Regions from separate parts of the Mus musculus genome. Here region 2 is linked to region 1. Evidence: chromatin loops called from intact Hi-C (ENCODE). Cell type or tissue: heart. All regions are shown on one strand. Each heading gives the region's core, and the rest is flanking DNA. Links, peaks and the distances in the headings are about the cores only. Region 1 holds the start of Rfk (riboflavin kinase). Region 2 has its middle 21 kb from the start of Vps13a.

What was found. A loop is a pair of places that touch in the nucleus more often than their neighbours do. Peaks named below come from ENCODE experiments on the same cell type or tissue, not always from the same donor. Only the 100,000 strongest peaks of a DNase experiment are listed, where the experiment ranks them.
Region 2: it touches region 1 in a loop (5-fold over the local background); 5 of 42 quality-filtered maps call a loop at or near these places.

Annotation. Positions count from the first base shown.
Region 1 is chr19:17,382,053-17,397,956 of GRCm38, forward strand. It overlaps Rfk (riboflavin kinase), which reads left to right and starts at 11,991. Exons shown (of 4, transcript NM_019437.3): 1 at 11,991-12,340; 2 at 13,146-13,297. The coding sequence starts at 12,259. In heart, for the core only: a CTCF peak has its summit at 6,611 (motif pointing left); no DNase peak of the experiment used is centred there; H3K4me3 peaks cover 224 bases; H3K27me3 peaks cover 593 bases.
Region 2 is chr19:16,794,416-16,810,319 of GRCm38, forward strand. No RefSeq gene overlaps it. Among named protein-coding and RNA genes, the nearest start is that of Vps13a, 21 kb to the left of the region's middle. In heart, for the core only: a CTCF peak has its summit at 8,475 (motif pointing right); no DNase peak of the experiment used is centred there.

The DNA of each region.
Region 1 (15,904 bases), core at 3,265-11,264:
TTTGTGTTTGTTTGTTTACCTATTTATTTACTTTTGCTTAACAGATGTTTTGCTTACATATCATGGTCCCCAATTTTGTTTTTATGAATGATCTGTGCGTGAATGTGAGTGTCTCAGCATCTCTATGTGTTTCTTGTGCTTTCTCTTTTGCATCCCCCCCTCCCTTTTAAATCTGGTCCTATTTTGGTTTGTTTTTATTTTATTTTCTTATTATTATTAGATTCTGATTTGTATCCTAATGAGAGAGAAGAAAAGGGTGTGGGTTTGGATGGGAAGAGAAGTTGGTGGAGGGGAAACTGTTATCAGAATATGTATGAGAACAATCTATTTACTATAAAATTAATTAATTACTTAACAAGGAACTGGTGGGATGGTTCAGCAGGTAAAGAAAGGCACTTGCCTCAAGAGCCTGAACTATGACTTCCATACCTAGAACACATGGGGTGGGGCGGCGGGAATCTGTTCCCACAGCTGTCCTCTGACCTCGACATGCCTGCCGCGGCACACCCACTCCCTCTTACACATATATACATCATTTTTGAAGGAAAAAAAAATAAGCCTAAGGGAAGATCTTTCTGACATTGATTTGAAGATGAAAAAAGCACCCAGGACAAAGGAAAACGGACTGAGAACAGAGCTTAGTGATAGGCTGTGTCCTCGCATTCACGCACAAGGCTCTGGGTTCAACTCCAGGACTGCCGGGAAAACACGTAAGTACACACACCACACTTGTAATTCCCGTGCTCAGGAGACAGAGGCAGGTGAGTCTCTGTGGCCAATTCCCGCTGCTCTGCCTCTTCTGCAGCCTTCAGCACACAGGAGCCTACTGCTCTACAGCTTGGCCTGCCACCTGCTAGGCAGACAGCCCCCATTGCTCCCCTGTCTCTGAGCTGGGACTCCATCCCATAGCTTTGCCTCCTCTGTGGCCATCAAAGTGCTGGCCAGTCCCCGGGTGAAGCCACGGCTGCCACACAGATGTCATCACCACCCTGTTCTTCCTGTTTCTTTCTTCGAATTACCAGCTCTGCCAACCCCAGAGGTAGACAAGAAATGGCCAAGAAGGAAGCCTTCTTTCTATTGAGCCTTAATGCTGCCACACCAAGGCAGGCAGCCAGGCACTGTCTCCCACTCAACCTGCTCACAAGCAAGCTGAACGGTAGTCTATTTATATAGCCAGAGTGTGTGCACCAACCCCAGCAAGCCTTTCATACAAATGAAGCCTTCTGACTTCACCAATTGAGGCATCGGCTCTTTAGCATCAAACACAGTGCTTTCTCTGCTGGACCACCAAGAGAAGTAGTCCTCTTTTGGCCTGAGTAGAGTAGGATGCCTGAGAATTTACCAACACTTTTGATGATACCCAAAAGTTTAATGTAAATTACTTCATACAGTCCTGGAGGGATGGGGAGTCTTCTGGAGCCAGAGCAAGCAGCTGTCGCCATCCAGAGTCTCCAGATATCCTCATGGTGTCTGTGAAACATTTAAAATGGCTAGTTCAGACACAAAGGCAGACATACCAAGAGTACAACAGCTCCCAATTAGGCAGTCCCATCACACTGTCCTCCAACATCTATGGCTATAAACACTAGAAGAGCTATTTAAAAGAACTTGTTCTTGCAATGCATACTTACAATCTGAATATTCAAACAGTAGAGGCACAGTGCTTTAATAACAATGTCCAGGACTTGCTCAGTGCCTCAGGGGGAGGTGACTTTCCCTTATCTGTCTCAATATCAGTTTCTACTGCTCTAACAATCTCTGAAACTAGATGTTTCAGATGACACATGCTTACAATGTCAACACTTGGGCAGCTGAGGCCAACTTGGGCTACATATCGAGGTGCTGTTTTGAAATCAAAACACAAATATTTCCACAAAATATGATCCCTTTGCCAACATAGTTGTTTCTTTTATATTTTTGCCATATCAAGGGCTGTAGCTGCTGTTTGGATGTGTGTATTTTTGGTTATGGCCACAGTGTGTTGTTTGATAGGACCTCTGGAACAGATACTTCCTTTTGGAAATGGGATGAGAGTTTGAGGTGATGGTACAGGTAGAGTCTGCTAAGGCCTCCTGCTCTGGCTGGATAGATGGATAGAGCCTGCTCATATATACACACACACACACACACACACACACACATATATCTCTCAAATTCATGGCCTCTCTTTTTAATTGTTCGTGTGTGTGTGTGTGTGTGTGTGTGTGTGTATACTTGCTTATCACACACACCAACACAACTATTTCTGCAAACAATAATAGCAACAACAAAGAAAAGAAAACGAGCCTGAGCGACTCAGTGAGATTTTGTCTCAAAATGAAAACCAGGGGAAGGCTGGAGTAATAGCTCACTGGTAAAGTGCCCGCCTAGCAAGCCCAAGGTTCTGAGTTCAGTCCCGAGCACTTCAAAAGCCTCTTCTAAATGTCCTCAAATCCCCAGGAGCTAGAGATTAGATTTGGAAGCATAGATTTGGGGATGGTAGAATTCAACACAGAAGAGATACAAGATGTTCGTTTACATATAAACTCTATTATCCATTGATTTTTGCTACAGAATCCTTCTATTCCTTTATATTATACCATTCTAATGGGTTTGTTTGAAATGATTGATAAGAACTGATCACCCTTCAGGTTGCTCATCCTGAAAATTTCCCAGGTGATTATTTTGCTTAACTTCCATATGACAAAGTTTAGGGTTTTGTTTCCATGAAGTTTTATTTACTCAACAAAACCATCTTTTCCTTTATTGTTTTAACTATAATTTATAGATAAAATTTACCTGTGTCATTTATTTATCCATTCACTTACTGTTCTGTTTTTTGAAATGTGGTCTCACTCAGACTCTCCTTGAACTTGTGATCCACTGCCTCAGCTTCTCCATGGCTGGGATTGCGGTGGAAACCACTATGTGCCTAATGTGAAGTAGGTAGGTCCTCCCCTCCTCCTCCTCCTCCTCCTCCTCCTCCTCCTCCTCCTCCTCCTCCTCCTCCTCCTCCTCCTCCTCTTTTTCAATATAGGGCTTCTCTGTGTAGCCCTGGCTGTTCTAGAACTTGCCTTGTAGACTAGCTTAACCTTGCACTCACAGAGATCTACCTGCCTGCCTCTGCCTCCCAAGTGCTGCAATCGAATGCGCGTGCTGCCAGTGCTGAGCCATGTACAGTTATGTTATCATTTATTGTTCTAGTGTAGACTCGGTGTGTGTTTTCATAGTTAAGCATTTAGCCCAGATGGAGTTCATGTGATACATACAACAGAGGATGAAACTTCTTTCACTTTTGTAATTTAACCAGTTACTTAAGTTTTGTGTTCATGTTTTGAGTAGATAAGTATTAAACATTTCAAAGGCCAGAGACACAGCTCAAAAATAGAATGCATGGCTAGCATGCATGAAGCCCTAGGCTCAGTATCCAGACCTACCAAATGATTTTTTTAAAGTACTGTTTATTAGACTTTTTTTTTTTTAATATGGACTTTGGTGATGGTTGACTGTACTTCTATTTAATGTTCTGGAAAAAGTGCATTTCACTGTTGGTTTTAGTAAAGGTTGGCTGACTTCATTGTTACTGGTTTCTGGGGTGGAGTAAATGATTCATCTTTTCCTTAACCAATATGAAACGGCTGACCTTTGTATTCTGAGCAGGAAGCAAAAAGACATGGTTGTCTATCATTCAGCTCCATGCTACTCAAAGTGGTCCTCAGAACAGAATAGTCTAGTTTTATATTTTTATTATTTTGTTTTGTTTTGACATTAAAGGAAATTTGTTATTTGAGGGTAGAGAGACGGATGAGCAGCTATGAGCACTAGCTGTTCTTGCAGATGATCCGAGTTCTGTTCCCAGTACCCACATAGTGGCTCATAGCCACCTGTAATTCCCGTTCCAGACGATCCGATGCCTTCTTTGATCTCTGAGGACACTAGGCAATCGTGTGGTTTGTACACAGACACACACACACACACACACACACACACACACACACACACACACAGGCAAACACTCATACCCATAAAAGCAAATAGTTTTTCAAGAGAGAGAAAATGTATTGATTATGTCTTCGGGATTGCCCCTGAGACCGTCTTTACATGAAAGCCATCAGTTTCTACTGACACCCGTGACAGTTGCTCATTTATTGTCTTGGGAGTTGAAATCAGTTTTTATCTCACTTTTGAAAGGTGTAAGTCAAAAGTACTGGATTACATCCTAACACTGAACAAAAGATAATCATCGGACATTCGCCTATCAAGGAGAATGAAGATTTACTCCCTTAGGAAAAAACAGCTTCTTCTGCATTCCTCTGCCATCCTTAGTGCCTCCTTAGAGACCACGGAAGTTCTGAATATGTTACCAACATTATGTGCAAAGGCAAACCATTTCCTCCACATTAAAAAATAGTTGTGCTATGGTGAGTTTCCCAAGGAGCCAACTTCATCCCCCTTGGGAAAGCAAGCCTTTGATCTGCTAACCAACTTGTTCAGACTATACTTAGAAACGAACAATAAAAAGCATTCTGCTCAATAAATTTGCCAGTCTACGTTGGCAGCACAATGAGAGCTTTGTGTCGGCTCCCTCCGACACGCTCAGTGGACCATCTCAGAGCTTACGGGATGCTTAGCTGAGCTACTGAATACTCATCTCATACAGATAAGAGAAGAGCTGCATTTGTCATTGTTCCTTTCTCCTGGGAAATCTGTATGAAGCATGTTATTTGCTGTGCAGTTTAAAAGATTTGTGTCTTCATTAAAATCTGACACAAAAGGGGCTGGAGAGATGTCTCAGTGGCTAAGAGCGCTTGTTTTTAAAGAGGACTGGGATTAAATTCCCAGCATCCCTCTGGCAACTCCAGTTCTAGGGCTCGGGACATGTTTTTACGGCCTCTGTGGGTACCAGCCATGCATATGATACATAAATATACATGCAGGAAAAAAAACCCCACAAACCCATAAAATAAAAATCTTCCCAGCTGGGCGTGGTGGCGCACGCCTTTAATCCCAGCACTAGGGAGGCAGAGGCAGGTGGATTTCTGAGTTTGAGGCCAGCCTGGTCTACAAAGTGAGTTCCAGGACAGCCAGGGCTATAGAGAAACCCTGTCTTGAAAAGCCAAAAAAAAAAAAAAAAAATCTTCCCAACTGGTAGCTGTGAGAATCTCCAGGGAGGAAAGTGTGGTGGGTAGGGGAAGAAATGGCGACTGTGGCTAGCCAAGGCTGGGACATACTCACTGTCTCCTTCAGCAGCCACTGTGATAACTTGGATTGTTAAGGGACTGAGGGGCCAGCTAGAGCTGCCAGGCTCGACTGGGCATGTGTCATTCACTACCAGCCCACCCACACCGTCTGTACTGGGGTGTAAAAAGAAAGGGCCACCATGCCAGCAAATGGTGTTCCTTCTGAGTCACCTTTGGGTTGGGTGGAGCCTGAGGGAACCTCCATAGGAATGTAGAATAGACCTGAACTTGGTCCTTGGTCCTAGGAGGTGACCAGGATAGATATTAAGACACAGAGATTCAGAATGACAGCTCAGTTCTCTATTTGTGGGGACCACAGATCTCCAATGTTGACATTTCTGAGAAGGCTTGAGAAGGAATTCCACTGCATGGGCTGTCGGAGCTGAGATAGTAGCCTAAGGAGGCAGGCTTTTTCCTTCCTTCCTTCTTTCTTCTTCCTTCCTTCCTTGCTTGCTTGCTTTCTTCCTTCTTTTTTTTTTTTTTTTTTTTTTTAATTTTACAAAGGGTGCTCTGTGCTAAGGGGTGACAATAGGGGCTTTCATGTTGGGGATGCCAGCATTAGGATCAAGGTCTTCCTCTAAATTGCTTCAGATTGCATCTCCAGCCTTGCTCTTGAATTATTCTCTGCAGAAAATTGGCCCTGACTGCGTGCTGTGGGAATTCATGGCATCCTCAGGAGGAGAAATGCGTTGACACCTCTATATGCTGTCATGTCTCCTTTCATTTGTGTCCGTCTGCCCATGTGCCTGTCCTTCTGTCTGTCTATCCACCATCTATTTGTTGATATCTCTCTCTCTCTCTCTCTCTCTCTCTCTCTCTCTGAATGGAGAGGAAATATGAATTCTGCTCTGTGTAATTATAGGTTCTCCTTACCTCCTTCATCTTATTTTTCTCTAATGAAACACATATTCAAATGTAATATCCAGACTATATATAGGGTTGCTGGCTTAGCTCCACTCAGAGCGTACTTGTCTAATATGTATAAGGCCCTGGATTTGATCTCCGGTGATCAGGAGGGAAAAGCCACGGAATCAGGAGTAGGTCATCCTTGGCTACACACTTAGTGTGAAGACAACCTGGTCTATTTGAGACTGGCAAAAAATAAACAAAAAACATTTTCAAACAACCTGCCCCCCTCCCCAACAAAGTTAGCATAGCCTATGAAGGGAGGTAGAAAGCAATGGTTATCCCTCATCAAAGACCCAGTTCTGAGCTCTTGAAAGAATAACAAGCCAACCTGCATCAGGACCAAATCTCTCAAGCCTGGCCTGGAGCCTGGCCTGGCCAATCTAGTTAATTCCCTAGCTCTGATTTTCTGTTTGCATTTCTAAAGTCTAACAGCTGCGAAATTGTCTTTAAAAAGTAGTAGTGTGCCACCTTGTGGATACATGAAGAATGGGAGATTTTGTTGGTGAGAATTTCAAAGTTTATCCACACCCAATCCTTCTCACTGGAGCACCGGCCACCATTTCTCTGGGGAAAACAAACACAAGAAGAAGCAAATGCAGAGAACAGTGCACTCTAATTGTTTAAATTATCTGATATTTATACCAATAAAAATAATGGAAATTTTGTAACTATCTACAAAATTTTTATGTGCAAGCCTGATCTGACAACCAACTTCTAGCTCGTTGGAAATCTCTTTCTGAGGCCGGGCGTGATGGCACATGCCTTTCATCCCAGAACTCGGGAGGCAGAGGCAAGCGGATTTCTGAGTTTGAGGCCAGCCTGGTCTACAAAGTGAGTTCCAGGGCAGCCATGGCTATACAGGGTAAAGAAATCTCTTTCTGTGTCATTCTATCTAGCTAGTCTACCTTTCTCTTGAGCTCCTCCAAACCCAAGAGGGCTTCTTAGCTTTCTTTCTTAGAATACTGTTTTACCTGTGTTCTGCCAGCTGTTTCTCTGTTGTTCCTGCAAGCCCAAAGAGAAAATACCTATCTCTGATTAGGAGCTCCTTCCATTAAGGTCCTTCAAAAGCCAAAAGAAAAAAAGAGAGCTCTCTCAGTGGTCCAATTGCTTATACACAGGCCTCGAGCTCCCCATACCCACACACACCCTTTGAAGACTGAACCATCATGGGGGTTTCGGGGGTGGGGTGGGGTGGGGAAGTGTGTGTGGGGGAGTGGTGCCTTCCAGGCCAAGTCAGTAGACTACAAATCATTTCACCTTTATGGTAGGGTAGCTTGAGGCCATCCAGCTGACTTTGCCTCGGGTCATAGGGCCAAGAATGCAAACCTGTCCATAGCAACCAGTCTTAAAATAGGCAGGAATTTTCCATTCTTTAGCATTCTTATCTATGGAGGTTTTTAGAGACACACCCAAAGTGCATCTCTTTAGGACACAACTATCTGTCAAACCAAATACCTACGTAAGCTTTTATATTTTGCTAACAATTAGGTTTTTTTTATGTACAAAAATCAAATATCCTGTAAGAGTGCACGCTCACCTTTAGTGCCAAGGTGAGAACAGTGGTAGTCACCCCGCTGAAGCTGGGGTTGGAGACATGGAGGGATATTTTAAAATCTGACTTTAAGTCAGGGTATATGTCATCTTCAGGTCCAGCTTGACATTAGGGTTTCCCAGAGAAGCGACTAATGTTCTATGAAGGAGCATCAACTTTGGTGTATAGCCCATACAAGGCAGATTATATAATTATTCATTAATGCCATGATCTCCAGCCTCATGCACGTGAGAGGTGTATTAAGTACTCAAGCATCTCACTACAGGTTTTCCTGGTATAGTTGGATAGAGATAGGGACCTGTTAGCCTCCCAGCAAGGGTGAGTGAAGGCCATTGCCAAAGGCTCCATAGATGTCATAGATTCTCTGTGGCTTTCTGGGTCTAGCAGGTCCCAGGATCTCAGTCTCAGCTTCTTTTTTCTACAATAATAGACTCAGATCAGATATTTTAAAAAATCCATTTAGCCAGAAGTGGTGGTGTATACCGTTAATCCCAGAGACTTGGGAGGTAGAGACTGGTAGATATCTGTAAGGTCAAGGCCAGCCTGGTTTATGTAGCTGACTCCAGGTCAGCCAGAGCTACACAGTAAGACCCCATCTTTAAAAAAAAATAATAATATTTTTTAAAAGAAAAAAATCTGTGTGCTTCAATAATTACAAATTCAATTGATTCAAATTTCACTGAAATATTCTATGAATTTGGTTTTCATGGTTGTTTTAGTCACTGGTCTGCTGCTGTGAAGGAACACCATGACCAAGGCAACTCTTATGAAAGAAAGGGACTTTCTTTCAGTTGCAGAGGCTTCGTCCGTTATCATTATGGTGTGGCAGGAGATGGTGACATGCATGGCACTGGAGCAGTAGCTAAGAGCTACATCCTACAATGTAGAGAGGCAGAGAGACTGGGCCTGGCATGAGCTTTTGAAACTTCCTAGTGATACTCTTCCCCCAACAAGGCCACTCCTCCTAATACTTAGTCCTATCAGAGAGTCCTATCACTCCCTGGTGAATAAGTATTCAAATATATGGGTCTATGGGGACAATTCTTATTCAAACCCAGTACAATGCTGACTCTCTCTCTCTCTCTCTCTCTCTCTCTCTATATATATATATATATATATATATATATATATATATATATATATAATATTTACTGTGATATGAACCTAATTCAGCTGTACTAATACTATCTGTTGAAGAAAATCAGAATAGATAACCATATTTCTTTAACATAAAATTTATTTGAGCTGGGCTAGAGACCACCCAGTACTTGAGCAAGAGCATGTATTGCTTTTGAAAAGGACCCAAGTTCTGTTGCTGGAACCTTAATCAGCTCATGACTGCCTGTAACTCCAGCTTCAGAACACTCGATGGTTCTGGCATCCACAGGAATTGACATTCACGTGCACACACGTACACATACACAGGCATACACATATACACAATCAAAAATAAAATAAATCCTTTTTAAAAATCACTGCCGGGTGTGGTGGCGCACGCCTTTGATCCCAGCACTTGGGAGGCAGAGGCAGGCGAATTTCTGAGTTTGAGGCCAGCCTGGTCTACAGAGTGAGTTCCAGGACAGCCAGGGCTATACAGAGAAACCCTGTCTTGAAAAAACAAACAAATGAATAAACAAACAAACAAACAAACATCACTCGAACTATGAGCAAGCTCTCTCTGCCTTTATAGAAGCAGGGCATAGGTTTACAATGACAAAGGTAGCCTCCTCCTTACTCCAGCAAGAAGTTAATCCCTGAAGATGCCAGCCAAACAAGGGCCCAAAGGAATCTGCATGAACTGGCTTTACCAGCAGGCTCTGCATGTCATTTGACTGTACCCCCATGATTTTCCATCCTAGAGACATAAAACCCTTTTCCTCAGAGGCTTGGTGCTGCACACTGATGTGGATTTAGTCTAACACTTGTGTTATGTTATTTGGGTTCCCGAGAATTGCATGAGAATTCATATGTAAGATGCTGAGGGTCCTTGCCCCAAGTTGGTTCTGATTGGTAAATAAAATTGCTAGCCAGTCAATGGCTGGGCAGGGTCTCCTTCCCTGCAGGCAGAGGCCAAGCACTGCAAGTGCAATTCAGAAAGAGCAATAGAAATACTTTGGAGATTTTTACGTTTAAAAGCACTAAACTTGACAACTCCATGCTCTTTCTCTCTCTCTCAACTCTAGATTTGCAAAAGTAATATTAATTAAGAAGGTCCAGTAACGTATCTTCTGAACCAAATACATCGGAGCACTATTAATGAGTGTGAAAAACAATAAATCACATGGATGAAACACACATCTGAGTATCTGCAAGCACTCCTGGCCCCCATTTTTGAAGTGGCTTTGACAGATTCTGACTTGATGACTAGATGAAGCAGAGATAGAGCCCGGAAAGGCAACTTCATTTTTAAGTAAAAGAGAGCCCTCGGAGGCTACCAAGATGCAGTGGAAAAGAAACAGAATTTTCTTGTCCATAGCTACCTGAATGTACAAAGTATGCATCTATAGGAATGCATACGAATAGCTTCATGAAAAAGGAATTTGCTGGGCATGGTGGGGCCTGACATTAATCTTAGCACTTGGGAGATTGAGGCAAGCGAATCTCTGTGAGTTCAAGGCCATTTTCTCCTAAACAGCAAGTTCAGATCAGCCAGGGCTACACAGCTAAAACCAAGCTTCAAAATTAAATGAGAGAGTATGACACGTACTTAGCATCTATTTTCCTTCCTTCTTTCCCTTTTTCTTTTCTTTTTTTTTTTTCTTTTTCTTTTTTTCTTTTGAGACAGAGTTGGCTGATCTGGAACCTACTTTGTAGGTCATGCTAGTCTTGAATCCACACCCTTCCTATTTTATTTCTCAAAAATCATCTATTTTAGGTCAGGTGTGGGGCACACCTTCACCTCTAATCCAGATTTAATTTAGAAGGCAGAAGCAAGCAGATCTCTGAGTTCAAGACCGGTCTGGTCAATAGGGTGAGTTCCAGGACAGCCAGCGCTGTACGGGGAACCCCTGTCTTGAAAAACCAAACCAAAAGAAATACAAAACCATCTATCTTTATTCCTCATTTTATCTCAGTTCTCTCACTCCCTTAGAGCGTGGACTTGGTGGTATAAAACCCAGCATGATGTATCTGGTTCTCACCTCCCTGTGTGCTTTGTCACTGGTGATGAAGAAACTGAAAACTACCATTCTAACATATCAACTATTTGGAATGAAAGACACCTGGAAGACAGCACTAAAAACATTCTTACCCAGTTGTGTTAGTGCATGCCTATAATCTCAGTACACAGAAGGGCTGAGACAGAGTTGTGAGCTCCAGGCCAGTCTGGAATAGAGCCGGTATCCAATTACCACCACCTTCAACAAACAAAGAAAAAAGAAACCGCCCCCCCCTAAGCAGGTAAGTGATTACATTCTTAGTTTCTTAGGTCTCTGTAGCCCGTGGTCTCTGCATCTGACTCCTGGCATTATAAGTATGCACCACCATGCCTGGCTCACACTTTTAATATTGCCAGGCAACCTGTTAAGTAGTTTTCTTTTTCTGTTTAAAAAAAAGTATTTATTCACCTTACGTCCCAATAGCAGCGCTCCCTTCTCCCAGTATCCCCTCGCACAGATCCTCCCATTTAAGTAGTTCTCATATATTGGCTGCTCAAGGAAGCAGGGTCTGCATTCAAATTCTAGTTTATCTAGGGCTAGCGTGAGCTTGCAGCCACAGTCATTTAAACTTTTCTAAAGACTTCTGTTAGAGTGTTTACTGGGCGAGTGTCCTATGGGGCCCGGGGTTACAGTTTCCTTCCCGTTAATTCCCTAGCACCTTGGTAGTGTGCTTTGTTCTTTCAACACATATTTGTTTTATGCTGGTCTGAAGGCAGTGAGTTCTCTCAACTGATTGTTCACAGTCAGTTACAAATACCTGTTTTGTGTTAGTATACTAGAGTCAAGGAAATGAAACGTTATCAAGAATGTTCCCAACATAGAGAAAACATTTTTTAAGATCAGCTGAACATTCTCAGAGTTACATACGAGTAAGGGAAAAGAAAGTGATTGCAAAGATTGGGCAGAATTTTATTCAAAATTGTGGAGGAAAAGAACAACTTAAGTTATCTTGTGAGCAACGCTTATTTCAGCAAAGCCCAAACTCAGAAGCTGAAAAGGCGACAATTAGAGGCTGGGCTATGGGTGAGGGCGGGGCCACAGAGGCGAGGGCGGGGCCTCAGCCGCAGGAGGTGAGGACGGTCCGCACTACGATGTCGGCGAGCGGGGCGCGGCTTCTGGGCGGGTCCGCAACGGCGGGGGCGGGGCTACGGCGGGAGAGCAACGGAAGCCGAGCAGGCCGGTCGCCTGGGCCGCAGACCTGTGCATTCGCCGCGGTTGTCGTAGTTCCGGCCGAGCGGCCGCTGGGATCTGACGGCTGGGTGCTATCCTGCGGGCAGGCACTGGTCGCGGCAGGTGTCTCGCTCCGCCGGCCCAGCTCCCGCGGGATCCCCCGGCTGGTCCGGGCCCCGGCGCCGCACTCACGGCGGCTCCGTCGCAGGCACGGAGCGAGGAGCAGCCCGCGTCCTCCGAGGTCAGCGTCATGAGGAGCCTGCCGTTCTTCTGCCGCGGCCAGGTGGTGCGTGGCTTCGGCCGCGGCTCCAAGCAACTGGGCATCCCCACAGGTGAGCGCGTCGCGGGGCCGTGGAGCTCTAGGCCGTGGGCAGGGGACCCGGCAGCCGCGCTCCTGCCGCTAGCGACGAGCTGCGCAGCCCCGTCCGGGAAGGCACCGCAGGTTGGATTGGCCGAACTCTCAAGCTGTTGAAAGTTCCATTCTAATGATGCTACTGTGTAGTGATCAATGACAACACGGGTAGTTCTATGAGAGCCGACGTTTATTTGGTCTGACTACGTAAGTTTTAGTAATCAAGACTTGATTGTCCATTCTTAAAATTGATGCCTTGGGCTGTGCCTTGACCTATTAAGTCAATCTTTGAATTGGGGATTTGGGGTTGTGTTTTTTGAAAATAAGAATCTTTTAAAGTGACTCAGCCTACTTAGGGGCGTTACTAGGAAAAAGCAGGGACTTTTGCTTGTTTTAATTCAAACAGATAGGGTCTCGCTCTGTTTCCAAAGGCTTCCTCCTACTCCCTGAGCTCTGGGGATCTCTCAGGGGATCTCTCGTAGCCTCCCAAGTGGAGGACTACATGGGTAATTTACGATAAACCTCTGTGTTTATTTCGTGTCTTTGTTTCCACTTGGGCATTTTCGTGTGGCTTTTTGGGGTGGAGGGAAGAGATTTATACACTTGCTTTGTGCCTCACTTGTAACCTGTGCTGTCTGAAGAGAAGAAATTCAAGTCGGAATGTGGAAGGTTGGAAAACAGAAAGATCCTGGGAGTGTAATGATTCAAGTTAACGTTTTAATATGTTTTTAATCAATGTTTAATGTGAATCTTGTAGCAATGAATATCTGTTTACTTCTATTTAGCCAATTTTCCTGAACAAGTGGTGGACAATCTTCCAGCTGATGTGTCTACTGGCATTTATTATGGTTGGGCCAGCGTTGGGAGCGGCGATGTCCATAAAATGGTGGTGAGCATTGGATGGAACCCGTACTATAAGAATGTGAAAAAGTCCATGGTAAGAGTCACATCTTGCTCTTTTAAATGCACACAGAACCCCTCAGCTTAAGGGTTTCACAGTTATAGAGGCAGGTGGATCTCTGATATTCAAGGCCAGACTGGTATATATAGTTCCAGGACAGCCAGGACTACTAGAGAGATCGTAATTCAAACAGACAAACAAATAACAGGAAGAAAAGTAGCCTGGGCTGTATGCTAACTGACATTCCTTCCTTCCACTTCATCCCTGCCCCGCCCCCAGCATTTATTTACTTTTATTTCAATGGGATAGTTTTCTCCATGTTTTTATTCTGTTTCTGTGAATAAAGAGTCTCCTCATAAGGAGCATATAGTTGGATTAGGTTTTGTAATAGTTTTCTGCTAATCTCTCTGTGTTTTGATTGATAGCCGTGAGCCATTTAAATTAAATATTTAATTTTTAATTGTGGGTGTGCACATGAGCTCAGGTGCCCATGGCGGCCAGGAAGGTTGGATCCACTAAGAGCTGGCGTTAGCCCAGGCTGTCCAGCTTCAGTGCTGGGAAGCAAGCTCTTGGGTCCTAGTGTGCTGTTAGCTGCTGAGCTATCACTTCAGCCCTCCATTTTGGTTTAAAGCCACACCGTTGAACACGCCTGTCATCCAATGTAGGAGGGAGAGGAATAGAGCCTGGATTGTGTTGTGAGATCCTGTCTCACAAGAGAGTAGTTGCTAGAAGGAAGGATTGCCATTGTGTCGCTCTTTGTTTTCAGTGTGTCCTATAAGTGGGCCTTTTCCCTCATCTTTCAAAATTACCTGTTTTATTCAGTCATTTTTATTGGTCTCACTGTGTAATTTTACCTGGCTTGGAACTCCCAGAGATCTAGCCACATGCCTTTGCCTCTGCCTCTACCTCTCCAGTGCTGGGATGAAATGTGCCATCACGCCCTGTTGGTTTTGTCTGTTTAAGGGTCTATTTAAGCTTTATGGACCACCTAACAGACTCAAAAGTGAGGCCCTTTTAAAAAAAGCATTTCTTTGCATCATTGATTGCCTTAAGACACTGCTTACTGTAGTATGCTTTAACCTCATCCCTCTTCTCTCCTGCTCACTCTTTCTTTCTTGTTGTTTCATTCTTCCTTTTTTTTTTTTTTAGCGTTGCTGGGAATGGAACTAGGCTTCATATTCAGGGCCACATTCTACTTAGCCTCCTAACCCTTCCATCTAAAATCACCTGGAGGGTATAGTCTTTTTTTTTTTTCTCCTGCCCTACTTTTCCCCACAGCTTACATACTTAGCTGACCTTGAACTCATGAGCCAACCTCTGCCTCCTGAGTGACAGGCCTGTGCTAAAAACTTTTAACATTGAGGAGTTAATAAGAGAAGTGTGTCACAGAAAACTGAGTTAAAATGCTGATGTAAGAGACCAGTGGCTCGAAACCTTCTTAATGCTGTGGCCCTTTAATACAGTTGCTCATGTCGTGGTGACACCCAACCATAGGGTATTTTCATTGCTACTTCATAACTGTAATTTGGCTATGGCTATGAATCATAATGTAAATATTTTTGGAGGTAGAGGTTTGCCAAGGGGGTCAAGAGCCACAGGTTGAGAACTGCTGAAATAGTAATGCCCATGAACTCCTAAGGACTTCAAGTCCCTAAGGTTGTGTTGCTGTGAGAACACTCATCTGTTTTTCTGTGGGGCGAGGAAGGAAAAGGGAGGAGAGGTTGTTTCATTTCCTCTTTAAGCTACTCAGATAACAGAAATACTATTATCAAGCCCATTTCTGGGCCGCCTTGAATTCTTCTGAGAGGATAAACACAGTTACCCACGATCAGGATGCTCGTGCAGTTCAGGGCAGGCTGTTTATTTTTAATATTGTTATATGTCAATATCAACCATCTGTGAAGAATATTTTGCCCTAACAAAATAGTGTTGTCCTATTAATTTTAATACAGCCCAGGTAATTTTCTCTTATAGCAAGTGTTTTTAATAATCTAATTGGTGATCAAACTCAGGTCTTCTAGATTGGTGGCCAACCACCTTTACCACTAAGCCATCTCACCTGTTTTTGAGAAAGGCTTTCCATAGCTTAGTCTTGCCTAGCTCCTGAGTGCTGGGATTGCAGGAGCCATTGTCTGTCCTTGGGTCCTTGAGCACACTGTCTGACTGTCCATAGGATTAGAACCTCTACCAGGGTAAGCCTGAGACCTTGCCCATACCTAACAAGTCTAACACTGAGCTGTATTCAAGTGCCCCACGCTCCTTTGTTTATTATTTGAGATGACTTCAGTAAGTTGCAAAGGCTGGCTGTGAATTTGCTCTGGAGCCCAGATCCTCTTGCCATAGCCTCCTCAAGTAGTTGGAATCACAGGTCGGCACCAGCAGGCCTGATTCTTGTTAGTGTAAATTCCCCAGTCCTCTTTTCAAGTTTCCTTGGATACTTTGGATACTTTTGGTTTTACCATATAAGTATTAGAGAAGCTTGTTGTTTGTTTCTGTTGTTTTTATTTTCAAGAGACTTTTTTTTTTTTTTGGTGATTCTTTTTTTTTTTTTTTAAGATTTATTTATTAACATATGTAAGTACACTGTTGCTGTCTTTAGACACACCAGAAGAGGGCGTCAGATCTCATTACGGAGGGTTGTGA
Region 2 (15,904 bases), core at 5,058-13,057, 590 kb before region 1:
GACAGAGAAGGGCCATCCAGTGTGGGGAATTGGGCTATGCATAGACAGGCTGGTCTCCAGTTGCGGTCTAAACCCCAGAAATGGTGATAATTCACCTACATGACACGGTAGGCGTTCCCTCATGCTCCTGGAACTCTGGCTCCTGCCTAAGTTACTGCCCCCCACATCCCCCACAAGAGAAGCCTGGCTAGAAATCACAGAGGCAATGGCCCAAGCTTCTGACCTTCAGGCTAGACTCCTCCCCAGTTACCTAGCAACAAGAAGATAAGACAGCATACTTTAAAAAGGGCTGTTCAGCCTCTGCTTGCTCTCTTACTCGGCTCTCTTACTTCTTGCTTGCTCTCTTCTTATGCCTCACTCTCAATCTCTCTCTCCTCTCTCTTTGTCTTCTCCTCTCCTTTCTCCTCTCCTCTCTCCCTCTTACTCTCTCTTTCACTCTAGCCCCCCCCCACACCCCCTCTCCCTGCCTTTCTATAATAAGGCTTTAAAACCATAGAAAGTCTCTGCTCATCAATATCCGCTGCATTCGTTCTCGCCGGTGTTGGGAACCTCTTTTCCCTCATCCCTCTCTCCCATAACCCTGGTGGCTTTAGCAAAGTGGCTCCGGGAATCCCAGGTGGCCCCTTTGCCACCCCCCCCCAAGAGTGGGTCAGAGGCTTAGATGCCCACCCGTGGATGAGTGGAAGGTAGATAGCAGCCCTCCCACGCCTGACTGACCAGAGAATAAGTGGAACTCTGGCGGGGTGTGGGTCTTCCCCTTCCCCCTTTTCCCCTGGGCCCCCCCTTTTTAGTTCCCAACAATCCAGAGTTAGGGTCCATGGGAGCTGGGCTCCGAAGGCTGCCTCTAAAACCACAAAGTGTCCAAATTTATAAGGAACCAGCCAGTTGAGTCTTAACTGAGGGACTGAAGTAAATAAATGAATATAATAAGTGAAAAATAAATAGACCAATTAGAGAAAAGGTGTCAAATCATGTGGGGGAGAGGAAAAACTGTGAGCTTGCCAAAAGTTCAAAGTCAGATCTACAGGTCTCTAAGTACAGATGGGAAAACTTGTAAGGAAGTTTCCTTTGTTCACAGTTGCCATGGTGAAACTTCCAGCACGCTTGCTGCTTTCATGCTTTAGGAAAATGGCTGTCAATTTAGTTCAGCCAGGACTTTTATGAACAGTCTGCTCTTTGGGGCTCTGTCACTCTCAGCCCTTGAGAGGGTGGACTGTCATGAAACGCTGTATAGGTAAATTGTCACTCCTGGTGGTGGGCTTTTTGGTGGTGTGTGATGCTTTTAATGAGATTGACCCCCTTAGATTCATATATTAAAATACTTGGTCCCCAGTTGGTGGAACTGTTCGGGAAGGATTAGGGAAGTGTCGCCTTGTTGGAGAAGGTGTATCACTGGGAGTAGACTTGAGATTACAAAATACCATGCCATTCTGAATTAGTGAACTCTCCTTCCTCCTCCTCCTCCTCCTCCTCCTCCTCCTCCTCCTCCTCCTCCTCCTCCTCCTCCTCCCCTCCTCCTCCTCCTCCTCCCCTCCTCCTCCTCCTCCCCTCCTCCTCCTCCTCCTCCTTCTTCTCCTCCTCCTCCTTCCTCTCCTCCTTCTTCTCCTCCTTCTTCTCCCTCTCCCTCTCCGTCTCCGTCTCTTCTCTTCTCTTCTCTTCTCTTCTCTTCTCTTCTCTTCTCTTCTCTTCTCTTCTCTTCTCTTCTTTCTCTCTGCCTTCAGGTTAGTGTTTCAACATGTAAACTGTCAGCTACTGCTGAAGTGCCATGCCTGTTGCCATGGTCACAGACTCAGCCTTTGCCATGATAAGCCTAATTAACTATTTCTTCTATAAGCTGCCTTAGTCATGGAGTCTTAGCACAGCAATAGAAAAGTAACTAAAATAGGAGTGCCATTGCCTTTGACTGGCACGTGCTCATATAACTAATCTCTCACTCATGGCTTCCATGAGTAGTCCAATAAGTCTCACTGGTTCACTAAGTGAGACTTGGGTAGAATCATTTCTTTGCTCTGTTGTTGGTGTCCTATACGAGACAAACAGACATTGGCTCACACACCCATATCCCAGGGAAAGTCAAGCAGTCGTAATCTAGACAGGGACTGAGGAAACCAAGGGTGAATTGGGAAGTAATGGTTACATTGTCGCTGCAGTGGGTGCTGATTTATGCAACTAGGTTGATTTATGGGCAGGTAGAAGTTCCTGGGGCATCTCAATGGCTATGCTTCTCCATGTGGTATGGGATGGTATGATATGTGACCAAGGCCAGGCCATCTGAGAGTGGAGTATCGTTGCACTGAATCACAGCCTAGCCATCTTTCTCATAGCTTGACACTTTAATGAATGAGAACTACCACCAAATATTGACTACAGCCAAATCTTTGATGGACTAGAGAATAGATGGACATCCCTGAAATAGGGATTGGATTGCTAGCAATCTGTGGTATCACTTCTGTGTGGCCTTTGTTGTGGGTGATAAGACATGCAGTTGAGGCTCAGCTATCTTCTCAAAATAAACTTACTCATATAAGAGAAGAATTGCAATAGGAAAAAGACAAGAAGATAATGTCTACTGCATTAGCATTTGATTCCACAGCAAAAGCAGGAAAAGGGGAGGAAGAGATGGAGGTGTTGGCTTGCCATTTCTTATCCTGACTGGATCCAAAGAAAAAGAGTACAAGTTATATCAGTCCTAAATAGCCTTTCCTGGGATTAAAAAACGGGAAACCTATGGGAAGAAGTAGTGAGAAAGATGAGAACATGGTAGAAGTGATAGAAGATGCTTCTCGTTCCCAATCTCTAACAGAGAGAAGGAAACATCTGCAATTCAGCATGCCAACAGAGCCTTCCTAACAGCAACACAGGGGAACTCGGTAATCAGAGAATGTGCTGTCTTTGAACTGCTTGAATTGGGGAAGACTTTTAAATAAGCAAAGAAATATCCTGGCTTGTGAAGCTATAGTAATGGGGATAGATGTAATAGATGTTAACCCTAACCCTAACCTAAACTGAGCCAAACTATCCACTTCTCATGGGACTACATAACCTGAGATGACATGAGGGAAATCATACTCTGATGACCTGGTTCCTATAGGCCAACTGCTTGTTGACTGTCTCAAGGTCTGTGCCATAGAAGGCACCTCAAAACTGATACTGTAAACAGGGCAAAATTCTATGACTAAGTAGGCCATTCATCCCAGTAAGTTGACCACTGCTATAATTTTGATGTGATGTGCCTGTCAAACTGCCTTCTAAAATATTTGTGTTAAAACCTCTTAGATTACTGTTGTTGTCAATCCTGGTCATGGAGGGAGACTTGTTTTTAGTTTTTGGATTTTTCTCCCGCAATGGGCAGTAATTACTGCAGAGACATATAACTAGAGAAGCTTCTGAGAATAAGTGACTCTTCAGTCACTGGGTCCAATGCTCAGTAATAGATGAAGAAAAATAATTAAACACTTGTATCACCCACTCCAAGAACAAGGGAACCATATGAAAAAGGCAAGAAATCGAGGTAAAAGCCACAGGACAGGGTGCAATGTTGTGTAGATATTTCCTCTGAGTTGAAATATTCCCTCCTCTTGGGAAAGGGGAAGTTCATAGACTCAGGAAGTAATCGAAACTTACAAGACTCAGAAAGTTCCTAAAATGAACAAGATCCACAAAGGCTTTCCACAAGGTTATATAAGCAACAAGAAGAGATGACTCACTTGCCTGTGGCCTGTGTAGGAAGCTCCAGGATGGCAAATTGTGAAAGCTGTTATTCATCCTGGCTGGACTTTTTGGTGATGCTGTTGCTGATTCATGAAAGCTCCCATAAGTATCCTCCTTACCCACACTTCCGAAATCTACTCCGATAAACTCACTAAGCTGTACTTGAGTGGAATTCTTTCTTTGATCTGTTATCAGTGCCTTATCTGGGATTAAAAAGAAAAGATTTGTCGCTAACTCTTTAGGAAAATTCACACAAAAATTGCCTCTTAAATTTCCTTCCAAGTAAATACTTGATGTACTGTGGACACTTTTTAATTCTTATTAGGGAAGCAGAGCACTAGGATAATGCAAATAGAAGTGTTTCACGTGTTTTGTTTTTTCCCTCTTCATCTTATTCCTGCCAGCCTGCTGTCCTGGGTCTTACATTACTTGCTTCTTGTTTATTTTCTTCTCTTTTTCTTCCTCTTTGCTATTTTTTTTCTTGTTTTCTGTTTTCAGCATGCTGGGACATACCTGTAATTCTGGCACTTGGGAGGGTGAGGCAGGAGGTTCATGTGTTTGAAACCAGCTGGGTTACATGATAAGACTTTATCTCTATTTTTGAAAAAAAAAAAACCAAACAAAACAAGTGTGCATTAAATATACACAGGGTGCTTCTAAGATTTACACACATGTATGTAAAGTACTTTGACTACATTCACCCCATTAGCTTCTCTGGCCCTGCCTGTTTCCTGTTGCTTCCTTCCACTTTCCAAATAACCTACCTTCCATTCTCACACCTTTGTTTTTAAATCTAAATTCCTCACAAAAAGTGAAAATTAGCGTAATGATTATATAAATTATTTTCATATAATTTTTCATAATGGGCTTCAGTTGAGAGTTTCAAGACAACCTCCTTGTCTCAAATTAAGCTAAAATGGTAGGGACTTGTTCTGAGTCACACAGAACTGGAATTTTCTGGCCGAATCTACTGTTTCATTTGCTTCTTTCTCATTTGCTCCCCAAGCTCTTCACAGTCTAGCACGTACTTTTCTGTTGTTGTTGCTGTTGCTGCTGCTGTTAATATGACATTCCATATGCGAGTTCAAACATTGAGAATTTGTCTTTCTGAGTTTGAATCATTTCAGCCAACAGGGTGATCTTCAGTTAAACCCACTTTACTAAAAGCATTATGTTAGGTTTCAGGGTGGGAGAGGAAGTTTGAGAAGAGGCCCTGAGTTGAATTGTCCTTCAGGTAAAAGTTTTATTAATGTCAGCAGTACCCCAATAGAGAGATGTGATGTAGTGTCAGTCCCACAAGACAAAACAGTCTTATTTTGAGGTCCCTTGGGAGAGAGCAGAGAGAACCTGATCAATACGTGGTCTGTGTTGTGTGACAGAAGTAAGAGAGTGGAGCATTCATGACTTATACCACGCGACAGGGCTGTCTTACTCAGGTTTCCCGTTGCTGTGAGGAGACACCATGGCCAAGGCAACCCTTATAAAAGATAACATTCAATTAGGGCTATCTTACAGGTTCAGTGGTTCAGGCCAAAATCATCAAGGCAGTGTCTAGGCAGTCATAGATGCTGGAGGAGCCAAGAGTTCTGCATCTTGATTGAAAGGCGGCCAGGAGAAGATTGGCTCCCACATGACTATGAGGAGGTTCTCTAAGCCCTCCCATACAACGCCACACTTTCTCCAACAAGGCCACACCTCCTAATAGTGCCACTCCTTGAGCCAAGCATATTTAAACCACAACACAGGGGTCACTTTCTGGGTCAGGGCATAGTGTTCAGTTAAAAGATAATCATATTATTAGACAGGTCACTTGTTCCACCTGTAGTCAGCTGGCCATTTAGGGCTCAGTTATTTGGAGAGCATGTTTCTAGGAGGGGCCTGGTTCCTTACCTATGTGGCATGAAATATACATTTCCAGCCTTTTTGTTTATTTTAAGAAGAAGAAGAAGAAGAAGAAGAAGAAGAAGAAGAAGAAGAAGAAGAAGAAGAAGAAGAAGAAGAAGAAGAAGAAGAAGAAAGAGAAGAAAAGAGAAATGGTGGTCTAGGGGCTAGGGGCATTGAAAATCTTTTTTAGCTTTTTCATGTTAAATTGAACCATCATTGGTTTAAGAGACCTCCCTTCCCTTTAGATAATAGGGTCGTTAATACCAACAGAAATGTGGTGGAATTCTGGGGTAGTATCAGCCCTGTACAACAAAGTTAAGTGTCTTTAAAGGTCCCTTAGGAGGAGTTAGGGAGAGCCTATTAGTGTGTGGCCTGTGCTTCATGACAGTGCTATGAAAACAAGGTGTACAAAACTTAGGCCATGTGACAGGGACCACTCTTTCTCTGGTTTAGTGAGTGCGGCCTAAACATGTGACCAAGATTATGTGACAGGGGTCACCTGTCTTGCGTATAATCATCTGGCAGTTCAGGGCCTAGTTATCCAGAGAGCTTGTTTCTCAGAAGGTCGGGCTTCCCTGCCTGTAAATAATGACATCTACACATTACGTCATTCTTCATTTAGCTGCGTAATATTCCATGTTCACACAACCCACATTTTCTTCATATACTCAGTTCCTAGAGAGATAAGACTCCTGAGAGAAACGCACACAGTAGAGACTTGGCTTTATGAAGTTTCAGAGGGAACAAAGACTCCATTAGCAACTGGGCTAGGGGTCCTTTCTGTGGTGTTTTGGCAAAGAAGCTGGCTTTATTCTGCCTATGCCCTGGGAATTTTCATAAGTCACACATATAAGCAATAAACTAACTTTTCTCATAGACTCAGTTATTTATTTCTACTTCATGGATCTCAGGAATTAAACTCAGATTGTCAGGCTAGGAAGCAAGAGACTCTACTTGCTAAGTCGTCTTGCTGGCTCTAGTCTACATTTTTCTTGTTGCACACAGGCCTCTCAGACTTTAATTGTTTCAGTGTCATTAAAAATGTTATATGTTCATTGAGACTGAATTTAGTATTTTTGAGAGAAAATTTGAATAGCTGGCTCATATGAAATACTTCTATATTTCTGTCAATTAGAACATGTGCACTAGTTTGTTAGCTTCATGGTTATCAGGGTTTGTGTGTGTATGTGTGTGTATGTATGTGTGTGTATGTATGTGTGTGTATGTGTGTGTATGTGTGTGTGTATGTGTGTGTGTGTATGTGTGTGTATGTATGTGTGTGTATGTGTGTGTATGTATGTGTGTGTATCTGTGTGTATGTATGTGTGTGTATGTGTGTGTATGTATGTGTGTATGTGTGTGTGTATGTGTGTATGTGTGTGTATGTGTGTATGTGTGTGTATGTGTGTATGTGTGTATATGTGTGTATGTATGTAAGTGTGTGTATATGTATGTGTGTGTATGTGTGTATGTGTGTGTATGTATGTGTGTGTGTGTATGTATGTGTGTGTGTATGTGTGTGTGTATGTGTGTGTGTATGTGTGTGTATGTATGTGTGTGTATGTGTGTGTATGTATGTGTGTGTATGTGTGTGTATGTGTGTATATGTGTGTGTATGTATGTGTGTGTATGTGTGTGTATGTGTGTGTATGTATGTGTGTGTATGTGTGTGTATGTATGTGTGTGTATATGTGTGTGTGTGTCTTTGTGTTTTACATCTATCTTCCTAAAATTGAGCCCTGAACCTTCATCCTCCCCTAATCTTAGGATCCAGGAGAGTGCCCCACACCCCTGTCATCATTCATGTCTTTCTTTGAACAGGAAGACAGAGGGCAAGGAAAGAATGGAAGGGTGTGTGTGTGTGTATGTGTATGTGTGTGTGTGAATGGAAGGGTATATGTGAGAATGGAAGAGTGTGTGTGTATGTGTGTGGATATGTGTGTGTGTTGGTATGAATGGAAGGGTGTGTGTGTGTGTGTGTGTGTGTGTGTGTTGGGGGTTTGTGAGAGTGATTCTGTAGAGTTGAGTCAATCATCTTTAATGAGTCTCAGAAGTTTGACAACAAATTTTCCCATGTATTTGCTTACTAATGTGTGAAAAGAGAGAAATGGGGTCTTTAGTGCGATCTGTGTCATTCCTGATGACAGTTGATGTCAGTTCCTGACAAAAAGTAGAAGTATTCATGAGAGGACAGCTAGACAGCTCTGCTCTACACAGGTTAAAAGAAAAGTCTCCATAGGAAAGTATTATAATGGAGAACATTAATGACTGGTTACTGACGGTTGGGCTTCTGCTATGGTGGTAACAGGAAGTGGTAAGGACTGTGATGGGCAGAAAAGCTCCTGTCTCTTCTGAGAAGCTCAGCCATGTCCTGCCATTGCCATGTAGAAACAGAGCCCACAGGGGTCCATTGATCCAGTTTTCTGACAGAAAATGACAATCTGGATTTTTACGTGAACTCTTTAGTTTAAAACTAACACTTGCATTTTTTCATGTTAATAAAAATACTACATTTAAGCTCTGTAATTCTCACCAATTTTCAATTTCTTGTCAAGAAGAACCAGTATTCCTTAAGATAACATCTTAGGAAATATTATCATTGTAGTTAAGAAATGATCTCTACAACTTTACAATTTTGTAGCTATGAGGAGGAACTTGGAATAAAGGAATAGTTGAGCAGGCAAGGTATTTATCCTCTGGGCAGATGCAAATCAGATACATATTTTCCTTCTCTTAATGTGGGATAGACTTTTTTTTTTTTTTTAAGGCACGGTTCTGTTTAATACCTTCTCTCTGCTACACACAAATGCTACTATAGAATTCACCATTCCCGCTCTTGGTCATTTATTCATTGCAGTTCTGTGCTTTGGCCAGTAGGTGGCAGCAAGTATTAGCCAGAAGAAGTAGCCAGTTTACACCTTTAGAAATATAAATTTTCTTTAATCTCTGTAAACAAAAACAGTGAAGGAGGGGAGAGATCAGAGGTGCTCTGAAGGCGCTTAGGCAATAGTACCAAAAAAGAAGCTTCATAGGAAGAACTAGTCTTCTCATATCTTGCAGAATATGTGAGTGACTATTTTTTCACAACTTAAACTTTTTTTTTTTTTTTTTTTTTGAGGCAAGGTCTCGTTATTTATCTTAAATAGCCCTCAAACTTGTGATTCTTCTGTCCCAGCTTCTCAAGCGCTATTACCATATGTTCTGTAAAAAAACAAAACAAAATAAACAGACAAAAACAAAACAAAAGAAAAAAACCTAGGATCGAAGAGACATCTCAACCAGTAGTAATACATGCTTAAGGAGATCAAGTGATGATTAGCATATTGGACCTTTTGCATACATGTATCAAATTATCACACTGACCCTACAAATATATATAATGATAGGTCAATAAAGTATTTATAACGGTGAAAAGACTTAAGAATTGAAAGAGACTTATACTGACTTCCCATGTTACTTCATTTAGTCTTTTATAATTAATTAATTAATATCTCAAATGTTGCTTCACCCCCTCAGAGAGTCTCTTCCCCCTTCCCTCCCCTTCTCCTCTGAGAGGGTAGGCCTTCCCCCTGGGTATCATCTCTCTAAATGCCATCCCTCCACCCCAGCGCATCAAGTCTCTGCAGGGTTAGGTGAATTCTCTCCCACTGTGGCCAGACAAGGCAGCCCTATGTGCTGGGGCCTCACTCCAGCCCATATAAGCTCTTTGGCTAGTGGCTCAGTCTCTGAGAGCTGCCAAGGGTCCAGGTTAGTTGAGTCTGTTGGTTTTCCTGTGGAGTCCCTGTTCCCTTCACCATCTTCAATCCTTCCCCCAGCTTCCATAAGAGTCCCTGACCTTCATCCAAAGCTTGGCTGCGGGTATTTGCATCTGTTTCAGTCAGATGCTGGGTAGAGCCTTTCAGAAGATAGTTGTGCTAGATTCCTGTCTGCAAGCACAACAGACAGAGTATCGTTAATAGTGCCAGGGATTGGTGCTTGCCCACGGGATGGGTCTCAAGTTGGCTACTCCTTCAGTCTCTGCTCCATCTTTGTCCTTGTATTGCTTTTAGAACAGACAAATTTTGGGTTTAAAGTTTTGTGAGTGGGTTGGCATCCTTGTCCCTCCACTGGGGATCCTGCCTGGCTACAGGAGGTTTCTTAGAAAATTGGAAATAGTTCTACCTAAATACCCAACTATACCACTCCTGGGCATATACCCAAAACATAGTCCACCATAACCTGAGGACAATCTGCCCCTCTATGTTCATAGCAGCTTTATTCGTAATAGCCAGAAACTGGAAAGAACCTAGATATCCCTCAACTGAACAATGGATAAAGAAAATGTAGCACATTTACACAATGGAATACTATGCAGCTATTCATCATGAATTTTGCAGGCAAATGAATGGAACTAGAAAATGTCATCCTGAGTGAGGTAACCCAGACTCAGAAGAGCATGTACTGTGTGTATTCACTGATAAGTGGATATTAGCCATAAAGTACAGTATACCCATGATACTCCCCCATGGACCTAAAGGAGGAAGGCCCAAGTGAGGATGCTTGAGTCTCGCTTAGAAGGGGGAATAAAATAGTCATAGGAGGCAGAGGAAGGAAGGGAACTAGGTGGGAGAGGGGATGGGGAGAACAATGGGGACATCAGGATCAGGGCAGGGAGAGGCAGGAGGAAGGGCTGGAGGCCCCAGGGAGAGGCAGGAGGAAGGGCTGGGGGCCCCAGGGAGAGGCAGGAGGAAGGGCTGGAGGCCCCAGGGAGAGGCAGGAGGAAGGGCTGGAGGCCCCAGAGAATGAGGGGAAATCTGCAGCTGCTGTGCTGGGTGGGGACTGGCGGGGCGGGGCGGGGCTGGTGGGGCGGGGCGGGGCTGGTGGGGCGGGACGGGGCGGGGCGGGGCGGGGCGGGGCTGGTGGGGCTGGAGAGAAGGGGTTCTCTAGAAAGTGACACCAGAAGAAGCCACCTCCTGTAGCCAAGTCACTTCTTGCACTGGTTTCTCCTTTAGAAAAGATTGGCAGGAAGGGCTGACTGTGTGAAACAAAAAAAAAGCAAAGATTTTAATTTATTCCATGATAATTCAGTGTGCCAAACAAGGATTCTTTATTTTACTCTTAATTCTGAAGGCTGTTCCTTAATAAAAACTATAGATATTTATTGCCCCTTTAGGTAAAGATATAGCTTATTAAGACACGAAGAAATGGACGTGAAATATTTACTTTCTTTTCTGGATGACTCCCACACTCACTTAAGTCTACCCCACTTAAGATTCATTGCTACTGAGGCTCCTCCTCTTCCCTTCCCCTCCTCCCCCTCCTTCCCCTCCTCCCCCTCCTCCCACCTCTTTGTAACTAGGAGTGTACCCAAAGCACCCTTACACTTGCTAAACAAATGTATTTACCGCTTTTGAGGCACTTCTGCTGACCCCAACCTGTACCCCATTTCTGTTTTTATTTTAAGACAGAATCTCATGAGCTAGTGTAGGCCTTAAATTTATGATTCTCCTGCCTCAGCCTTCTAAATAGCAGGTTCATAGACCTGTACTACCAGGCTCTGCTGACTGCTGAAGAAGAAAAGAATGGAATGGATTTGAGTAAAAGTTATTAGTGAAAACTCCTGGATACTGTTAAGCAAAACTTGAAGATTATAAACATAAAAGGTTTTTTGAGAGTCTTTGTTATGTCATGAATGATTATGGACTAAGTGTTTTTTTTTTAATTAGGTATTTTCCTCGTTTACATTTTCAATGCTATCCCAAAGGTCCCCCATACCCACCCCCCCAATCCCCTACCCACCCACTCCCCCTTTTTGGCCCTGGCGTTCCCCTGTACTGGGGCATATAAAGTTTGCAAGTCCAATGGGCCTCTCTTTGCAGTGATGGCCGACTAGGCCATCTTTTGATACATATGCAGCTAAAGACAAGAGCTCCCGGGTACTGGTTAGTTCATATTGTTGTTCCACCTATAGGGTTGCAGTTTCCTTTAGCTCCTTGGGTAATTTCTCTAGCTCCTCCATTAGGGGCCGTGTGACCCATCCAATAGCTGACTGTGATCATCCACTTCTGTGTTTGCTAGGCCCCAGCATAGTCTCACAAGAGAGAGCTATATCTGGGTCCTTTCAGCGAAATCTTGCTAGTGTATGCAATGGTGTCAGCATTTGGAAGCTGATTATGGGATGGATCCCTGCATATGGCAATCACTAGATGGTCCAACATTCGTCACAGCTCCAAATGACTAAGTGTTTTTAAGGAGAAAAGGATGCCATGTCTAGTACAATGTATTAGAGTGGATTTGGTCTATTGCACAATTATTTCTGCACTTTGTGCTTTAAAGTCAAAGCCTTAATAGATATAAATATAGCATAGCCAGCTCTTGCTAATTTATAAAGTAAGAAACATGGCACAGGGTCAACCAGGCTACAGATTAAGTACAAGGCAGTGCTGAGAAGAGAAATCACAATGAAATTCAGTCATTAGCAAACCAGCACACATGCATGTGTGTACCTGGACAGAGGCATTGCAATGAATCCTCGTCATTGGTGCAGTCGACCTGTGTTTATAGCTGTGGGGAAAAGGAAGCGGGAATCGCCAGACCACAGTCCCTTTAGATCCCAGCAAAAGTTACATCACGGTTGTTTGGTTTTACTAAGAAAACTAAAGGAACCTAAAAATAAGTGTTAGAGGGTCATTGGAATGATGCCATGATACTTTAGAAAAGATTGAAGGTCAACTTCATTGTGGGTTGCATCCTAGAATTATGGGATCTCAGAGGCTGGAGGAGTACAGTGTGGTGGTGGTGTTTGTTTTAGGTAGCCTACCCACCATGCTTTTGTATTTGTTTGGAAGGGGCTCAACCTTCCTAATGCTGTGACCCTTTAATACAGTGGTGGTGGCCCTCAACCATAAAACTGTTCCAAGGCTACTTCATCACTGTAATTCTGCTGCTGTTATAAATCATAATGTAAATATCTGACATGTGATCCCCAAAGGGGTCATGACCTACAGGTAGACGTGCACTCTCTATGAGGACCAGCCTGGCCTTGAACTCCCAGAAATGTGCTGCCTCTGCTTCCTCAGTGCTGGGATTAGAGGCTTGCACCACTACACCTGGCTCCCACCTCGCTTCTGTATGGGAACCCCTTTCTTTTTATCTTCCCACGTTTACCTGGTCTCCAGTTGACTGTCTCCACAGTCCAGAGCTTTTAGCATTTTGTGTAAAGGTTTTCCTTTTGAACTGATCTCATTATGAGTTTCTTCCCAGCAGAGATCTGAAGTTGGTCTTTTTTGGTAACACCTGCTCACTGGCTTCTCTGGAGAGTTGATTTATGACATTTTTATGCTGGATCATAGACAGCTTCATGGGACTCATGAAAGTTACAGACGTTCATCCCAGAGAAGTGCACCGTGTCCCCCAGCTCCCTGGTGACATTTAAGTCAAGTCACCTTGCTCTAAGAAAATGGGGGCTCCCATGTGGCAGTTCCTACAGTATTTGAAACGGTGACATGGTCTTTCCCAAACACCCCCAGAGCTTTTCCAGTTACTTCTTGCCAGCCTTTCTTTGTCTCTTCATCCACTTAAAATGGGGGCACACTAAGCTCCTGCCTCATGCCAGCTGTGGGACACAGGACCAAGACACCATTCCTGAGTCTCAGAATCAGTCTGCAAGGGTGAGTCATGCCAGGGAAATGGCACTCCAACTGAATGTGGGTCTTAGGGGTGGATTCAAACCCCAGCCCTGCTACTGCTAACCACCCTAGCAGCCTGCTGTGGTCATGTGTGCCTCCTGAGGCACTGGAAGCTTGGCATTCAACGCTAGCCTGGGCTACATAACAAAGATTCTGTCTCAAGAACCAAAACCCACAACACACACACACACACACACACACACACACACACACACACACACCAGCCCAAAAGAAGAAAACATGGCATTGTAGTATTATTATTGCCATTTCTCAGATAAGGAATATAGACTTAATTATGTGTGCTTTGATAAGCCAATTGTTTAAGAGGGATAGTAGTGCATATGTTTTGATGTTTCCCAACCAATTATACTTAAAGACAAATCATTCTATATTAGAAGGTGATGAATAAATGGAACATGGGATGAGGACATCAGAGAGATCTGATAGGAGATTTGAAGATAAACAGTTGAAAATGGGGGGGCCCGGAGAGATGGCTCAGTGGTTAAGAGCACTGACTGCTCTTCCAGAGGTCCTGAGTTCTATTCCCCAAATCCACAGGTTCACAACCATCTGTAATGGAATCTGGTGCCCTCTTCTGGTGTCTGAAGACAGCTATAGTGTACTCACGTACAAAAAATAAAATAAAATAAAATAAATTAATTAAAAATAAAATTAGAGTGAGAATGTCGGGAGCTGAGGTAAGGCAACAGGGATGAGAGCCGTCGGTTCCATTCTAGGTCTACATTATAGGACCTGGTGGTCAGTTAACAGTGAGAGGGGAAAGTTAAGAAAGATGCACAAATCTGTCCCTTGGAAATTTGTCAGGTAGCGACTTCCTTGACTTCATTCGTAATTACAACAGGAAGATTATATGACGCAATATTAGGTGCAAGGTGCCTTTCTGCTACCGTGAGATTTGGAAATCTGGTCTGGAACACAGGAAGCAGCTTCCACTGCCAAGCACGGGCCTGAGCATCCTTAGGTCGTGAGAACGGGTGAGATCATCCGTGAGGGTAAGGATGGCATGGAGCAAATGAAGGACAACCAACCAAGGAGGGAGCACGGGGAACAGGGACTTCGGGTGAGAGGGAGCATCTACGAAGGACCAGACGAAGGCAAGTGGCTCTGCCTCTGATGTGAGGGAATCCTGAGTGAAGGAAGACTTCAGTATTTATTTTAAGTTACGCTCGGCTAAGGACAGAGCTCGGTGGGTAAAGCTCGTGCAGTGCAGACTGAGCTCAGGTGTAAGACTGCAGGGCAGCTACGGCTGGGCAGGAAGGCTCATCTCAAACAGGGTGGGAGGTGGAGACTGACGCACAAACTTGTCCTTCGCTCCTGTGCCATGGGGCACTTGAGCCCGCAGTCATGCACATATGGGCACGCGCACGCTCACATGCTCGCATGCAGGGCGGGTTTTAAGTTACTGCTTAGAAACAAAACCCTGGATGTCTAGTTGAGTGCTAGCCACTCTGTTCAGTGTTTACCTCCGTTTCCCATGGATTGAGCGCCATCCTCTCCATCCATCCTTGGCCAACTCTGTAGTAAGCCAAGCTCCTACCCATGCTGAGTGATGTTGCTGTGCTCTTTGTGTTGCTGTGTTGTCCAAATCAGTGGATCTTAACCTTCCTAACGCTGCGACCCTTTAATACAGTTCCTCAGGTTGTGGTGACCCCCCACCATAACTGTAATTTTGCCACTGTTATACATTGTCATGTAAATATCTGATATGCAGGATAGCTGATACGCAACCCCCCCCCCCCAAGGGTCGAGACCCACAGATTGAGAGCCACTGGTCTAGGTGTTTAGCCCTAGGCCACTGTTACCCCATTTAATCATTCAGCTATGAACTTTACAAGTCGCTTTCATTCCAAGGTAAAAGTGAATTAATTACACATCCCAGATGAAGAAGGCTATGGCTACGTTTTTGGTGCTCAAGGAGTATATTGAATTAAGTGCTCTATTCATACAGAGCCACCTTTGAAATGTGACTAAAGAGTTAACATGCCATATGGTGTGTGTGTGTGTGTGTGTGTGTGTGTGTGTGTGTGTGTGTGTGTGTGTGTTTACTTCCTCAGATCTACATGACCCTCGTTCCTTTAGACAGTGATTCCCATGCCTGCTTGGGTACCAGAGTCATCTGGGGAACCTGTGAAAAATACAAGTTTCAGAACTTTGTCTCCTATGTGCTGGATGAGATAGGTTGAGCACTGAGGTTGAAGAAAGGGAGTTGCGAGGAAATATTCCTTAGGTGACTGCAATGAAGCCACAGACCATGCACACACGGATCCCTGCCCTGAGAAGTTCTCAGTCTTCACCAAAGACACATCTGTCGTGTTGGGGTGCGTGTTTGGAACCAGTTTTTTATTGTTTCTGTTTTTTAAAATAAAACAAGCATTTTATTGTAAAACAGTGGATTTTATTCCAAAAATGTGAACACTGTAAAAACAGAGTATGGCGTAAGAGCATAATTTCCCCTAATACAGATAAAGAATAGCAGTCGGTCAATCCATCCACAGTTTTTGTGGTGTAATTACTAGGTTATCTCTTTCTCTAAAAATTAGATAATTTAAATTAGATAATCATAAATTGAAGGCTAGCAAGATTCCATTTCAAGATTAAAGAGAGAAATAATTTTTTTAAAA